2 separate regions of the Homo sapiens genome follow, and region 2 is linked to region 1. The links are chromatin contacts, found by Hi-C in ENCODE. All regions are on one chromosome and are shown on one strand. The core of a region is the stretch at or near the end of the contact, and the rest is flanking DNA. Distances in the headings are between cores, read along the strand shown.

Region 1 (2,807 bases), core at 104-2,603:
TGAGCACTGAGGTGAGGGCAGAGTTTTAAAGGGGCAGGATGGCCAGGTGCAGTGACTTACTCCTGCAATCCCAGCACTTTGGGAGGCCACGGAGAGAGGATCACTCGAGTCCCGGAGTTCGAGACCAGTCTGGGCAACATAGTGAGACCCTGTCTCTATTTTTCAAAAATTAAAACTAAAAATAAATAAAGCGGCAGGAGCCCTGCCCCCCACCCCCAGAGCTGGATGGTAGCAGCAGGAGAAGGGGGCTGGACAGGAAGTCTCCAGAGCCACCTCCCTCTTCCTGGAGGTGACTCTTCCCAAGCTTCTCTCTGCCCACCCTGGTTGGGTTCCTGGTTCTGCTCAATAAGGAGGTCAAATCCTCAGAGATCAACATCCTCCCTGTCTGAGACTGTCATCCTCAACTTTTACTTATAAATGACAAATCCCAGTGGTTTTGGAAATCCCAAAATTCCCTTCTTTTTCCCAGCCACAGATATGACCTCATGAGAAAAGCTGAGGTCTTAGAGTCAAATCTGAGACCCAGAATAGTTTGCAAGCTGTGTGACCTAGGGCTAGTGGCTGAACCTCTCTGGGCTTCCTGCTCCTTGATACTTACAAGGAAATGACACCACCCTTTCCCTCCCAGGTAATTTGGAAGGATTTCAATGCAGGAAAAGTGCCTGCCTTATAAAAGACTTAAAAAAAAAAAAAAAAGTGTGCTTTGACTTCTTCCCTGTGCCTGCATGGGATGGGAAGGAGAACTTCTCCCAGAGGACTGGCATGGTTTGGGAGCATTTCTGTTTCCTATTGGCCCCAGCGGATGGGAGTCAAAGGCTGTGAGACACAGAACCGTGGCCTGGGAGCAGGAATCAGGAAGCCGTTAACGAGGAATCATAACCACAGCCAGGATCACGAACTAGCTCTGGGGGTGGGTGCCAGGCAGGGACCAAGTGTGGGAACCAAGTCATAGGGAGGACTTTTGGGGTCCTTGCTGCTTCCACTGGGACCTCTTTGGGGAGGGAGCGGCAGGGCAACTTTTCTCGGTCCAGGCAGGCCGTGCAGAGCTGAGTTTGTGTGTGCCCGGGTAGGGGCGGGCACAAACCGGGAGCAGTGGAGCGCAGCCCTCAGCCAGAGGCAGGAGGAAATGTGGAGGGGAGAGCCTGGAGAGGCTGTCCCAGTCAGAGGGAGAGAGCAGGGCCCGAGATGCTTCCAGGAAGCAAGGAGGGAGGAGAGGAATTCCAGGCTCTGACCCCAGCCCCCAAGCTTGAGGAGCCTCTGGTCACTCACCCTGTGTCCTGTGGCCTCCCCAGGCGACTCACGGACCCTGAGCCACTGCATGGCCTCTGGCTCCTTGGCCCATGTCTGCAATACTAACTTGTTGCTGGCCCAGACCCCCAGGCCCAGCAGAGGAGGGAGAGAGGAGGGGATGGAGGGAGAGAGGGCGGAGGGAGGGCGGAGGGAGAGGGCAGAGCCGCTTCCCACTTCCCCTCCTCCCTGCTCCCTCCCTTTCAGCCTCTGGGTTCTGCGGAGATAAAGGGAGGCAGGGATTTCCTTTGCTTAACTCTTTGGTGATCCAGTGGGGTCTTGCTTGATTCAAAGGCCTAGAAAGTCAGAGCAGGCAGGAGTCTGAGGCCCCCTGATGATTGGGAAATGGACACAGGCATGGGGCACAGGAGCCCCTAGGTTGCTCAGGAAGGGGGAGGCAGCCCTGAGTCCACCCTGAGCTAAAGTGCTTAACTGCTCTGAGTCACAGAGGCAGGGTGGGTAGCAGAGAAGGTGCAGGTGTTGGCCCTCCAGGCACAGGCTAGAATCCTGGCCCTGCTACCACAGTCGCGTCGCCTCTCAGAGCCTAGGTGTTCCAGAACTGCAGTCCTCAGCCCCCTTTGTGCCAGGCACATGGGAGGGCTTAACCCATGTTTGTTGGGTGAATGACCAGGCTGACCTCCTCAGGTATCATGCAAGTGTTACCAGAGAGGGGTACTGATCAGACCCCAAGAGAGAATTCTTGGATCTTGCACCAGAAAGAATTTGGGGTAAGTCCACAGAGCAAAGTGAAAGCAAGTTTATTAGAGAAGCAAAGAAACAAAAGAATGGCTACTCCATAGGCAGAGCACCCCCAAGCACTGCTAGTTGGCTATTTTTATAGTTATTTCTTGATCCTATGCTAAACAGGGGTGGATTATTCATGAGTTTTCCAGGAAAGGGGTGGGAATTTCCTGAAACTGAGGCTTCCTCCCCCTTTTAGACAATATAGGGTAATTTCCGGACATTGCCATGGTATTTGTAGGCTGTCTTGGTGCTGGTAGAAGTGTGTTTTAGCAAGCTAACACATTTTAATTAACATACAATGAGCAATAAGGATGACCAGATGTCACTTTCATTGCAATCTTAGATTTGGCAGGTTTTGGCTGGTTTGTTTACCGCATACTGTTTCTCAGCAGGGTCTTGATGACCTGTATCTTGTGATACCAGTCCTGCCAACTTCCTATCCCTTCCTGTGACTACAAATGCCTGACCTCCTGGGAATGCAGCCTGGCAGGTCTTAGCCTCATTTTACCCAGCCCCTATTCAAGATGGAGTTGCCCTATTTTGAACACCTCTGACATATTTCCCTACTCTCTTTTACGAGGGAACGTTTAATCTTAAGGGTTGTAGAGGCATGAAGATCCATCTTCTGTAACTTCTTCAGGCTGAATAGAGGCGATGATATTCCTGCCTAACTATTAGAGTCTCTTGGGTTTGGTGCAGAGAGGAACTGAGTAAGAAAATGTTGGTGTGTTCAGAGTCATTTGTAACTCTGAGTCCTAACAAAAGGTGATATCTGG
Region 2 (2,700 bases), core at 57-2,556, 140 kb after region 1:
ACCATCCCCCAAGGGGTGGGCAAACTACAGCCCCTAGGCCAAATCCTGTCAAACTGTTATGGTACAACCAGAAACCAAGCATGTTTTTTTTTCTTTTTTTTCTCTTTTTCTTTTTCTTTCTTTCTTTTTTTTTTTTTTTTTTTTTTTTTTTTTTTAGATGGAGTTTTCGCTCTTGTTGCCCAGGCTGGAGTGCAGTGGTGCGATCTCGGCTCACTGCAGCCCCTCCCTCCTGGGTTCAAACAAGTTTCCTGCCTCAGCCTCCCAAGCAGCTGGGACTACAGGCACGGGCCACCACACCCGGCTAATTTTTTTGTATTTTCAGTACAGATGGGGTTTCACCATATTGGCCAGGCTGGTCTCAACCTCCTGACCTCAGGTGATCCACCCTCCTCGGCCTCCCAAAGTGCTGGGATTACAGACATGAGCCACTGCACCCGGCTAGGTTTTTTCTATTTCTGAAGATAAAAAAAAAAATTCCTGACATGTGAAAATTATATGAAATTTGAATTTCCATGTTCATCCACTTTTTTAATTAAAATACAGCCACACCCACTTATTTCTGGTACTGTCTATGGCTGCTTTCCCTCTACGGTGGCACCGTTGAATAGTTTTGACCAAGAAGCATGGCTCGTAAAGTCAAAAATATTTACTATGTAGCCTTTTCCAGAAAAGCTTTGCCCATCCCTGCAATAATGGGGCAACGATGAAGCCTCTACGCCTCGGTTTTCTCACCTGGACAGATGGGAATGCCATTAAGTGAGGATGAAGTGAAGGCTGGGAAAGCCCTGAGCACAGTTGGCAGCACCCATCTTAGAAATGCCTTTGACCGGCCCGGTGCAGTGGCTCACGCCTGTAATCCCAGCACTCTGGGAGGCCGAGGCAGACGGATCCCCTGAGATCAGGAATCCAAGACCAGCCTGAGCAACATGGAGAAACCCCATCTCTACTAAAAATACAAAATTAGCCAGGAGTGGTGGCGCATGCCTGTAATCCCAGCTACTCGGGAGGCTGAGGCAGGAGAATCGCTTTAACCCAGGAGGCAGAAGTTGCAGTGAGCTGAGATTGTGTCACTGCACTCCAGCCTGGGTAACAGAGTGAGACTCCGTCTAAAAAAAAAAAAAAAAGAAAGAAAGAAAGAAAAAGAAATGCCTTTGACTTTTGCCAAGCCCCTGCTGCTTGCTGCCTCCCCATCCCGAATCACGGCTACCTGGGTGGATGCACTTTGAACTCAAGATATTCATCCCCTGCCCCCATTCATCCTGCTTGTCCTCACTCCAAGCTTATCAACCTGGCCTCCAGCCACCCTCTCCCGTCAGTGACCCAGCCTGACCGGTTCCACCTCCAGCACCCAGCACAATCCCTGCCCCACACTGGTTCTTAGCAAACATTTTCTTTCTCTTTTTTTGAGACGGAGTTTCACTCTTGTTGCCCAGGCTGGGGTGCAATGGCGCAATCTCAGCTTACTGCAACCTCTGCCTCCTGGATTCAAGCAATTCTCCTACCTCAGCCTCCCAAGTAGCTGGGATTACAGGCATGCGCCACCATGCCCGGCTGATTTTGTATTTTTAGTAAAGATAGGGTTTCACCATGTTGGTCAGCCTGGTCTCGAACTCCTAACCTCAGGTGATCTGCCCACCTCGGCCTCCCAAAGTGCTGGGATTACAGGTATGAGCCACCGCACCCGGCCTCAGCAAACATTTTCTAGATGGATGGATGGATGGGTGGATATTTTGCAGTCTTTCTCCATTCCTTCAACTCTAGCCTCCATCATCTCCTTCCAGGTCTCCCTGCTCCCCCCTTCATTTCATCCCCGACTCTGTAGCCAGGGTCACCTGCCTCCTCCCTGGATCCCCAGTGCAGCACAGGTGCTGAGCCACCCCCCTCCACCAAACACCCAAACTGCTAGCACTTCCCTGAGCCCAGCAGGTTGTATCAAGCCTCCAGATGTTTGCCCATTCAGTTTTCTCTGCCTGGAACCTTCTTTATTCCCAGTCCAATGGGCTTTGCATCCTCTACTTGACCCCCAAGACTTAGTTCAGGACCAAAGCCTTTGAAGCCATTCCAGGTCTCTCCCCCTTCTCCCACTGCCCCAGTATACAAACCTATCTCGGTACCAGTGGGACTTTGGTACCTTTATGAATATGCATGAGTTTCTCCTGGTGAGCCTGTGAGCCTCTTGAGGGCCAGAACTGTGACTAGTATTTCTTTTCTTTTTTCTTTCTTTTTTTTTTTTTTTAAGACAGAGTCTCTCTCTGTTGCCCATGCTGGAGTGCAGTGGCACAATCATGGCTCACTGCAACCTCCACCTCAAGCGATTTTTCTGCCTCAGCCTCCCAAGTAGCTAGGATTACAGGCGCCCACCACCACACGCGGCCAATTTTTGTATTTTTAGTAGAGATGGGGTTTCACCATACTGGCCAGGCTGGTCTTGAATTCCTGACCTCAAGTGATCCACCCACCTCGGCCTCCCAAAGTTCTAGGATTACAGGTGTGAGCCACCGCATCCGGCCTATGACTAGTATTTCTGAATCACCAGTCCCAGCAAAGGCATGCCGCGGAGAAGACAATAAATTTTTAATAAATGAGTCAACGGAGGAAGGAAGGAATTAATATAGCTGGGATCATCTCCCTCCCTGGCTCAACAACTTTCAGATGCTTCCCAGGTTCTCTCTGTCAAGGCCCAGCCTGGTCTTCAAGTCT

What was found. A loop is a pair of places that touch in the nucleus more often than their neighbours do. Pooled maps may share reads with other maps.
Region 2: a map of Caki2 shows a loop between it and region 1 (5-fold over the local background). The contact joins the enhancer-like site here to the promoter of C1QTNF6 in region 1. A Hi-C loop is called at or near these places in 2 of 168 maps with a recorded cell type or tissue (Caki2 and endothelial cell of hepatic sinusoid) and 5 of 50 pooled maps.

What each region holds. Positions count from the first base shown.
Region 1 is chr22:37,186,894-37,189,700 of GRCh38, forward strand. C1QTNF6 (C1q and TNF related 6) reads right to left here and starts at 1,354. Exons shown (of 3, transcript NM_031910.4): 1 at 1,270-1,354. The coding sequence starts at 1,320. RefSeq lists enhancers at 458-1,093, 1,094-1,727, 1,728-2,363, 2,364-2,807.
Region 2 is chr22:37,325,630-37,328,329 of GRCh38, forward strand. All of the region lies in intron 1 of LOC105373024 (a long non-coding RNA gene), which reads right to left. Among named protein-coding and RNA genes, the nearest start is that of CYTH4, 44 kb to the left of the region's middle. RefSeq lists an enhancer at 1,688-2,700. Within about 2 kb of position 1,307, at least 4 of the 41 ENCODE cell types and tissues checked have a DNase peak (open chromatin) inside an H3K27ac peak, as active enhancers do.